2 separate regions of the Homo sapiens genome follow, and region 2 is linked to region 1. Evidence: read pairs that join two places in POLR2A ChIA-PET (ENCODE). Cell type or tissue: OCI-LY7. All regions are shown on one strand. Each heading gives the region's core, and the rest is flanking DNA. Links, peaks and the distances in the headings are about the cores only. Region 1 holds the start of LOC102724720 (a long non-coding RNA gene). Region 2 overlaps SLF1 (SMC5/6 complex localization factor 1).

Region 1 (5,386 bases), core at 176-5,175:
TTTTTGTTTTTTTTGTTGTTTTTTGGGGTTTTTTTTTGAGATGGAGTCTCACTGTATCGCCCAGGCTGGAGTGCAGTGCTGTGATCTCAGTTCACTGTAACCTACACCTCCTGGATTCAAGCGATTCTCTTGCCTCAGCCTCCCAAGTAGCTGGGATTACAGGCACATGCCACCATACCCAGCTAAGTTTTGTGTTTTTAGTAGAGATGGGGTTTCACCATGTTGGCCAGGCTGATCTTGAACTCATGACCTCAAATGATCCACCCACCTCGGTCCCCCAAAGTGCTGGGATTACAGGCGTGAGCCACTGTGCCCAGCCTACTTTGATTTTAGACACAGAATACTCAGCACATACATGCCTTCCTTGGTTTTACCAACAATTGTGTCCTCTTTCATAATTTGGATGTGCCAAAAATATATTAGCCAGAAGCCCACTAGAGAACATTTTGTCACAAGTACACTTGTCATCTATCTGTGTGAGAGTCCTGTAATTGAACCTCATATTCTGTGGAGGAGTAATGAAATATGAGAGCCAAAAGTTATTACACAGGGAAAAAGTGCTGGATGGAAAGGAATGGCAGAGAGGATTCTTGGGTGAGGAAGGGCTAAGTGGCTGTTGTTTCCTCTTGATTCATTTCCAAAACTTTCTGGTGATGTGGGTCAATAGTTATTATTAGCTCAGAGTTTTACCTTTCAGTTTCAGCTTTAGTTTTACCTGAAGCCCTTTTGACAAGTCATTCCAAGTGACAGTTCCATCTACACATGAGCCCAGAGATTGTTTCTGGGTGGGACAAACTGTCCTTTCGAATTAGAGATGCTCTATCCCTAAGTGATTCATTTTCTTTGAGCATCTCAGCTCATGTTTAATTTCTTTGCAACTAGGTGTGTGAATACAGCTCTTACTTCTGTATAAGGCAGGTGTATACCCATACACCTGATATTAATAAACTATTGATTTCATGTTTTGTTGCATTGCTAAATTGACAGCCTAGGCAATTTGTTTTCCTCCAGAAGTACTGCCTCCCTAATTAAATAGACCTCATTTAATTGTGGGGTCATGTTAACCAAAATTATATTTCCCAAAACCTTGAAAGTATTTTTTAAAAAACTTTTATTTTTTGTTTCAGCATTCGACATTGCTACACAAATTGAGTCATGCAGCCCAGCAGCCACCGAGTGCCTACTGAATTTCCTGTCACCCAGAGCCTGAATTTCCTGTCACTGGGCATAACGTTTTAAAAATATTATTGTTTTTTTAAACCCTGGCACTGAACCAGTTTTTATTCTTCATCTTGACTTAATGCCTCTCCATTCTCTTCTCTCATCTTCTTCTCCTGGCTCCACTCACCTCCTCTGTAGCCAGGAGCCCACAGTTGGCTATTTCGGCCGTGTGTCCAGAGTCTGGAATCCCTCGTCCCCTTGGGCTTGCACTGTGGCCAGTTAGCTTGCCCATCCTCAGCCTCGGCACCCTCCTTGTTTGTCCCCTCCCTTCCCGGTGCACCCTCCAAAGGTGCACCCCTCTTCTCTGAGGTCAGCCCCACTGCCTGGCCCTCTGTCCCCTCCTCCAGTGCTGTTGGTGACTTTGCTCCATCAAGCATCGTCTTTCTCTCTCTCTGTCTCTCTCTCTCATATTCTCCCCCCTCAACTAGTTGCTTCCTCTCTGCAAAAGGAAAAAAATAAAACAAACATAGTCGAGTTTCCCTTAAATGAAAGATGCTTTTTCTCAATCCTGCTATTCCCTCAAGCTGTTATTGTATCTCATACCCTTCTGCCACAGTTCTTTAAAGTCTAGTCCAAACGGGTTTCTCCAACTCCCTACATCCCAGTACCTACTTTAAATAAATAAAAAGATTAAACATACAAGTGAAAGTGCATATGGTAAATATTCAATGAAGAAAGATGGAAAATAAAAAGCCCCTTCCCCATCTGACTGATGGGGAAATTATTAATTAATTAATTGAGTCATCAGTCCCGTTTTAGAAAAAATAATATATATTGATTTTATATATTGTATTGTGTATATGTATAACATATATATATTGTACACATACCCACACCTGCAAATATATATGTAATCTTCTAAATTTTACACATATGGAATCATACGGTGGTCTGACCTTTTTAAAAAAATTTGATAACATATCCTAGCACAAGAATCCAAAAATAGGGGTTGCCCCTGGTGAGAGGATCTGAACTGTTGAGGGATGAGGTAAAAGTGCAACTTCCTGGAGGCGGCGGCGAGGCAGTCACTGGGCCGGGGTCCTGGGCCGCCGCGCTGCGCTCTCTGGCGGCTCCTCACAGCTCTGCTCCAGGCTCCCGTGCAGGCAGCAGTGGGACATGGCGAACTTGGGCTGCAGGGACGTCCCGGGCCCGGATGAGGACATTTTTCTGTACTTCGCCTACGGTAGCAACCGGCTGACGAGAGTATCCACCTCCGAAACCCCTCGGCGGCGGGCTTCTGTGTGGCCCGCATGCAGATCCAGACCGTCCTGGCCAACATGGTGAAACCCCGTCTCTACTAAAAATACAAAACAGCTGGGCGTCGTGGCGGGCGCCTGTAGTCCCAGCCACCCAGGAGGCTGAGGCAGGAGAATTGCTTGAACCCGGAAGGCGGAGCTTGCAGTGAGCCGAGATTGCGCCACTGCACTCCAGCCTGGCGACAGAGCGAGACTCCGTCTCAAAAAAGAAAAAAAAAAAAAAGGAACATATGTTGTAATAGAAGTTAAAGTTTCAACTCAAGAAGGAAGAGAAATAACCTGTCAAAGATATCTGATGACAAATTACGAAAGTGCTCCTCCGTCTTCACAGTATAAAAAGATTATTTGCATGGGTGCAAAAATAAAAATGGTTTGCCGCTGGAGTATCAAGAGAAGTTAAAAGCAATAGAACCAAATGACTATACAGGAAAGGTCTCAGAAGAAATTGAAGACATCATCAAAAAGGGAGAAACACAAACTCTTTAGAACATAACAGAATATATCTAAGGATATTCTATGTGCTAATATAAAATATTTTTTAACACTTGAGAACAGGGATCTGGAGGATCTCCATGTTTGATCCATTTTCAACAGTGCTCTGAAGGAATATCGCACTTGGGTGACTCCTTGTTTTCAGACTATAAAAATAGACCGGGTTAGGAGTTAGACAGTTTAAAAGGGGGATATGGGGCCCTGAAGTGTGTGACAAATGAATGTGAGTACCCCTTATGCAAACACTGAAAGCTCTTCTCTTGACTTGATCTTAAGTGTCTCCTTGCTTTGGTAAAGGATAGATTTGTAGCTCGCTTGATGATGGTGCTGGTGAATTGCTCTGCTCTGAGATTTTAAAAAATCAGATTAATGAGAGTAATCTGCAGATAATTGATGATAACATTTTGAAAACTGGAAAGATGGTATACTGTTTTTAGAGGAATAAACATATTTGTGGTTTTTAAAAAAAAGAGCAACTTCCTTTGCACTGTATACCCTTTTGTATTATTAGGATTTTATACTATGTTTATATGTTGCCTATTTAATAAATCGCTTAAAGTTATATATCTTGAATATCTTTCCATATTAGCATGTACAGACAGAACTCATGATTTTATGGATACGGGCAGACTATCTCTGGAAGGATACAGAAGAAATGAGGAAAAGCCTCTTGAGGAATGACTTGCAGACTGACCCCAGGTCAGGTATACTTCCGGCATACCTTTTGTGCTGGTTTTTGTTTGCTTGTTATCACATACAAATATTACACAAAATAGGCTTCAAAAGAACTAGTTATATAGATGTACCATGATTTGTAGAATTAGTTCCTTATTCATGGATATTTAGGCCATTCTCAAGTTTTAAAGTTACTATTATTATTATCATTATTACAAACAGTGTCACAGGGAGAATCCTGTACATATATCTGTAATACCGTGGTGATGTTTCTTCTCTCCCTGTCCCACACCCCTTTCCTCTGTTATTATCTGTACACAGATCTCGTGATGGCGCTTTCCGACTACTCATCCTTGAATGAAGTGATTTTTCCTTTGCACGCAGTCTGGTGGGGAAGGCCAGGGTCAGGTTCCACTTTCTGGAATGTTCTCATGACCCAGGAAGTGGTTAAGAGACTCCTTTAGGCAGAGGACAGGCAGGTGGAGGGCTGTGTGCATCCCAGTGTCTCTTCTGTCTCCTGCCACCCGGATAGGCCAATTCTAGCATGCAACTTGTCTGTGAGTATCCTCATTTATCCTCACTTCCTCTGCCCCTCAGGACCAAACTGTGTGCAAAGTAGCGTCCATCACCCCGGCACCCATTCCTTCTGGGGCAAATAATAGATATGAGTTTTGCACCTCAGTGTGAACCTGTTACCTTAAAGAGATAAATTTGGTTGATTTTTTCTGAGATATAAGGGTCCTGTCTCCATTCTTCCATCCTCCCTGTTCCCTCTCACTGCTTTGGCATGCCTTCTGCCTATTTTGTGTAATATTTGCATGTGATAACAAGCAAACAAAAACTAGCACAAAAAATATGCAGGAAGTATACCTGGCCTGGGGTCAGTCTGCAAGTCATTCTTCAAGAGGCATTTCCTCATTTCTTCTCTATCCTTCCAGAGATAGTCTGCCCATATCACATATATGGAGCTGTGGGAAACTAACCTAAAATGTGGGGCAGTGGGGGGTGGGGTTTAACTGATCACAACTTACAACTGTGCTCTGTCCAATCTCCCATCCCTATGAGGGAGGCAGAAATGGAGGGGTCCCATAGCTTTCTTCTCACTTTTAGCTGTTAAAAATTCTGGTCTAATCGAGTGTAAAATTACAATCATATCTATTCAAACCACCCACCCCCATCATGACCTGGGGGCACCTGCAGTGGGCAGAGGGCATATCTGTCTTTTACTCCTGTCCCTTCACTTTTCCTCTTGGAGTAGAGAGGGATGGGTCATGATCAGGTTCAATGACAGCTCCTGCCCCTCCTTTATCAAAGTTGGGGACTGGGAGAGGCAATGGAGAGGGAGGGTAACTGTTTCCTTACTGAACTTCCTATGTTATGGTTCTTTCTCTGTGAATGCTCATGGCCTCACTGGCCAACACTAACCATCTTAATAGCTGGCACCCTAAAACAGGCTCTTTGAGGCTGCCAGGTAAGTTCTTCAAAGAGGCTCTCTCACATACATGGCTTCCCCAATGTGGCAGATCAAGCTGCAGGTTGACCTCCTCCAGCCCCTTCAGCCTCTGCCTCTGTGTACACCCCACAGCCTCTTATGCTGGGCTCTCCTTGCCCAGTGATAGGAAACAAGACAACTCAAGGCTGTCACCTTCCATGTGCACTTGCCCATGGGAGACTCACATGTCCCTTTCAAGCCAGACTCTGCAATTTCTCCCAAGGCTCTTTGCCCCTGCTCAGCAGGCACA
Region 2 (5,386 bases), core at 253-5,252, 1.2 Mb after region 1:
AAATAAAATTATGATGAAAACAGTATGAATAATGAAGACAGCACTACATAAACCCAGAATGATGCTTTTGTGATAATACCAAAAGTCTAAAAGTGCTTCATAACTAGAAACAAAAAACTCCCAATTAGTTTTCCTTTTTTGTTTTGCTTGAGTTGGCCAAAAGGAATAACATGGAAAGTAAAATAGAGATATCCAGAATAATCTAAAACAATATTGTAAAGTAGATTTTGTTCTATTAAAGACACATAAGTCTAAACGAGCATAATGGCTTACCTAGGAGATTGGAGTAAATCACCATGGCTCATTTGGGCTAATAATTGCAAAAAAATACAGAAAGTACTCATGCAAATCAAAATTATTTTCTCATTAATTGCTTTAGCTTTTATGTAATCACATCCTACCTTATAAGAGAATCACTTCGCTTATCAGTTCTAACAAGGAGGACAACTTTCCATCTGTGGAAGGCTCCTGGAGCACCAGTGCGTTTCAGTTCTTCACGCCATCTTTTAGGTGCAGATTGCATTTGAGGTGAATAACGGGAATCTTTTTCAATTTTATATCCCCATTCATAAGTTGTTTCATCAAGCCATCTGCCACTTTTGGCACTATGAATTATATAGTCCTTGGTTAGTATCCACTTTCCTAGAAAGCAAATGAGCTGTCAGTCACAAAGGAATTTTGGTTCTGATAAATGATAAACAATAAAGATCAAATATAAAAGTCAACCTTTTTCAAGATAAGACTCTTAAGCTATGCTGCTAACATTATCTTTGAACTATGCATTTTGGGGAAATTTTCTGATAGTAAGAGGCTTACAATATCACTGAACATTGTATGTAATCTTTTCCATGACAAATAATTATAATTCTAAATATAATTCCATAGCTATAACTTAGTTATAATTACAGTTTCATTTAAATATAATTCTAAATTACAATTTTATAATTCTAAACATAAATCTAAAGCTTTAAAATCCAAAATAAAATGTGGTATTACTGGAATTATTATTACTATCATTATTCACTATTTTGGGTTAGATTTATATTCTTCCTCCTATGCTAACAGCTTTTCCAATATTGTTCACGGCATTATTACTCTGTAAAACAAATTTACTGAGTTAAAGAATTTTTCAGGTCATTTTATAACAACTCTTTTTTTTTTCTTAAGAGATGAGATCTCGCTACGTTGCCCAGGCTGGTCTTAAACTCCTTGGCACAAGTGATCCTTTTGCCTTGGCCTCCCAAAGTGCTAGGATTACAGGCATGAGCCTCCACACCCGACCAACAGTTTCTTTATCTGGGCATCAATGATCTTTTTGAACATTATGGACAATGTATGTTTTCATTTGTAAAGTTAAAAACGAATGCAAGTGTTTTCCTTGTAAGTTAATCCAAAAAGGATAAATTCACCCAAGTTACATATGCTTCTTTTTTTGCAATCAGTAGACTAATGATATGTCAGATCAATCACAGCAGAGAAAGCTATAAAATACAAAACGATAGAGGAGAAGACTAAGTCTTAATTTGGGTCTATAGTATTTAATATCTTAGAAAAATAAAATAGTATGACCATTGCTTCATAATATGGATAGAAGCAGCAGAGAGAACAAAAGCACTGCCTGTATCAAATGACAGATCAAAGAAAACTTGACTGAAAACAGCTGAGACTTTAACAAAAGCTTAAGATTTTGACATTTTGTGCCAGTCTTTTCATTAATGTATTTTTTTTTTGTCTTAAACAAAACACACTAAATCCTTGTTGAGGTAAATATTTCTGCCTATTTAATACATTTTTCATGTGTTACAAAATTTTACTTAGAAGAGTAATAAGCCAAAAAATATATTAAATATTTTCAAAAAATATCAGAAAAACACATTTAGGTTTGATATGTAAATATGCTATCTCTCCAGAGACTAAAATACTTTTGCTTTAACACGAAGATTGTTTTTAAAAGTTGGGGGAAGACAGTTAACTTACCTGCCGCACAAGCTGCTAAAAATTTTTCACTCTTACATAGGCGTTCAGCTATAAGATGTGTACAATTTTTGTATTTCTGGAGGGAAAAATCCACATCAAGAAATGTTACTAAAGTAAGACTCCCTTTATGACACATCCTTTTTATTGCTACAATATCAAGAAGGCATTTTATCATTCTTAGGCCAGTATTTGAATTGTAGTTATTTTTCAAATATATCTTGAACATTTTGATAAGTTTCTTACCTCACTCTTAATAAAAGTGCAATCTAGTTTTAAAAGTAATTTGACTAGCGCTTCTTTTTCTTCCATCTTAAATCCTGTCATCTGGATGATATGCTTTGGGGTACCATCTTCCATCTAACAAATACAAACATACAGAAGATAATGTGTGTTAAAGATATTATTCACAGGGTTGACATTATTTTTTCTTAACTATGAGTACTAAAAATAAACTATTAAACATACAATGAATTAAAGATGTTAGGCACAGCTGTTAAAACAATATTAAAATTACTTATATACGATAGAAACTAGTTTTAAAAGTTATCTTCTCAAAATGTGGCCTTAAGTGAGGGTTTTCTTTCTGATTTGAACATTGAAAGTCTGGATTAATACATTACTTGACACTAAAACACATTGATGAATAAATATACTTCTTCAGAAAATGATAGAATGTTATACAAATACTGGCATAATAATGTTATACAAGCTTCATTTAAAAAGTATTGTTGGGCTGGGTGCAGTGGCTCACGCCTGTAATCCCAGCACTTTGGGAGGCCGAGGCCGGCGGATCACGAGGTCAGGAAATCTAGACCAGCCTGGCCAACATGGTGAAACCCTGCCTCTACTAAAAATATAAAAATTAGCCAGGTGTGGTGGCAGGTGCCTGTAATACTCAGGAGGCTGAGACAGGAGAATTGCTTGAACCCTGGACGCAGTGGTTGCAGTGAGCCAAGATCATGCCACTGCACTCCAGCCTGGGTGACAGAGCAAGACTCCATCTCAAAAATAAATAAACAAATAAAGAAAGTATTGTTGGCCAGGAGCGGTGGCTCACGCCTGTAATCCCAGCACTTTCTTTGGGAGGCCGAGGCGGGCAGATTACCTGAGGTCAGGAGTTCGAGACCAGCCTGACCAACATGGTGAAACCCTGTCTCCATTAAAAATACAAAATTAGCCCAGCGTGGCGGCACGTCTGTAATCCCAGCTACTCGGGAGGCTGAGGCAGGAAAATCGCTTGAACCCGGGAGGCAGAGGTTGCCATGAGGCGAGATCACGCGATTGCACTCCAGCCTGGGCAACAAGAGTGAAACTCCGTCTCAAAAAAAAAAAAAGTACTGTTGTTCGCTAAGAGCTTTTGAAACCTACAGACAATGATACAATCAGATTTTATACTCCACAGAGACTTTAAAGTCTCTGTGGACACATATTAAATATGTATACGTTACTGGAGAAGTTAATAGAACTCATGGTCTCACAGCATTTAGTAAAGTGGGTACACATAATAATCCTAGATCCTATTTGCAATCCATATTTCTTAACTTTGCTATATATATATATATATATATATATATATATATATGTTAATTTCATCATTTACAAGGTAGACTGAAAAAATCACTTTTTGGAAAAAATCACTTTTTAAAAAAAATCTAAGTTTATTTTCATAGGGACCTTAATCCATATTTTAATGTAGTTCACAAAAAGTACTTTGTGTTTAGGGAGTACATAACTCACAGAATTTCTCATCAGAATACAATTCTGTTTGTTTACATGAAGTTGAACTGGAGAACTAGACAGCGTATTAGAGAAAAATCTCAATCTTTCCACAGACAAGCAAAGCAGGGACTAGAGAAATTAGGGCAATTTTTCATTTTTCTAACAATTTTGTCACCATAACTGTGGGTTATTAATATTTAACTAATGTCATAGCTAGAATAACAACAGTAGCTGTTTTCAATAATTAAAGAAACAATGACTTCTTTCAATACAATTACAAGTAAACTTTAAAAACTGTGACGATTTGAGCCCAGGACTAATAGCACGCAACTGGTGAAGTGAGAAATGTTCTTCACAGAGAGTCTATTTTTAAAGACATGTAAATGTAATATATATACATTTATTTAAAGGTTGAGATTCATTTAAGAGTAAAAATTGAAAGAAAGTCTCAATATAATCTAAAGCATTACTCAGAAGTGAACTTTTATTTCCTTGCTTATAGTTTTGAAGAGGAGAAGTTCAGCTAGGGTAACTGCACTCTTGGTTTTTCTCTACCCTTCATCACTCCCCATTTCGTTGGAGAAGCTCCTTGAGACAACTAAATGGATGTGCTTTGCTCAGTGTATCTGCATATTTGCAAAGAAGGTCCATATCAATGCTTTCTGACACATCCTAAGGAGCTGCCAGTAGTAGTCCTGCACTGCCTGTGTGGGTAAGTCAATTCGGAGGTTATGTACTAAGAAGCACACTATGGTTCCATATCAAAACTATCTCCTTCTTGCAGAAGGATGCAGAAAAAACAAACCAAAACAAAAACCATCATCTCCTTCAAAACAATGTTTACTCAATAAAAAAGCTGGTATTTCAACCTCAATTTATCTGATTTTTGCATTTCTCAACTGGCTGCAAAAGGGGCAAAGAGGTACAATGTATTTTAACCCTCTAAAACTCAGATACAGAACATAAGAAAGTGCCTTAAAGATAAGGCTCTCCAATGAAATAAATGCTTTTTAAAAAAAGTTACAGGGATTTGGTCTAGTCAGTATAAAATTTTTAAGTGCACATAATAGGGATTGGTCTCTTATGAAAAATTAATCATATACACGAAACACTATCATCAGTAAATAAATCAAGCTTCTTGTATAAGGAACCCTTTACTGTATTAATCATCCAATTACTTTTTTTTTTTTTTTTTTGAGATGGAGTCTCACTCTGTCGCCCAGGCTGGAGTGCAATGGCGTGATCTCGGCTCAGTGCAAGTTCCGCCTCCTGGGTTCACGCCATTCTCCGGCCTCAGCCTCCTGAGTAGCTGGGACTACAGGCGCCCGCCACCAGGCCTGGCTTTTTTTTTGTATTTTTAGTAGAGACAGGGTTTCACCGTGTTAGCCAGGACGGTCTCGATCTCCTGACCTTGTGATCTGCCTGCCTCGGCCTCCCAAGTGCTGGGATTACAAGCGTGAGCCACCGCGCCCGACCTAATCATACAATTTTTTAAAACCATTTACATGGGTTAATTAATGTAGCTCTTGAATGTTAATAACCATTAACAATATGGACCAGCAATACATAAAAACTATGAAGAATATGCTGTTGTTAGAAATAATAATGATTTAGTCTGATGCAGAACACATATGAACACACACAAAAAAGCCACATTTGGATTATAAAACATATGTCCACAACTAGGGAG

Evidence for each region. ChIA-PET counts read pairs that join two places held together with the same protein. Peaks named below come from ENCODE experiments on the same cell type or tissue, not always from the same donor. Only the 100,000 strongest peaks of a DNase experiment are listed, where the experiment ranks them.
Region 2: POLR2A ChIA-PET joins it to region 1 with 10 read pairs; 2 of 35 experiments call an interaction of 5 or more read pairs at or near these places.

Annotation. Positions count from the first base shown.
Region 1 is chr5:95,831,998-95,837,383 of GRCh38, reverse strand. LOC124901029 (a long non-coding RNA gene) reads left to right here. Exons shown (of 3, transcript XR_007058876.1): 2 at 3,559-3,673. LOC102724720 (a long non-coding RNA gene) reads right to left here and starts at 2,557. Exons shown (of 3, transcript NR_157807.1): 1 at 2,118-2,557. It also overlaps the pseudogene GGCTP1. RefSeq lists enhancers at 2,418-2,467, 2,588-2,697. In OCI-LY7, for the core only: CTCF peaks have their summits at 2,102 and 2,307; DNase peaks (open chromatin) are centred at 2,293 and 2,803; H3K4me3 peaks cover 2,910 bases; H3K27ac peaks cover 1,665 bases.
Region 2 is chr5:94,625,759-94,631,144 of GRCh38, reverse strand. SLF1 (SMC5/6 complex localization factor 1) reads right to left here. Exons shown (of 21, transcript NM_032290.4): 2 at 2,221-2,334; 3 at 1,978-2,053; 4 at 402-642. The coding sequence starts at 2,334. Among named protein-coding and RNA genes, the nearest start is that of SLF1, 9.8 kb to the right of the region's middle. In OCI-LY7, for the core only: no CTCF peak of the experiment used is centred there; no DNase peak of the experiment used is centred there.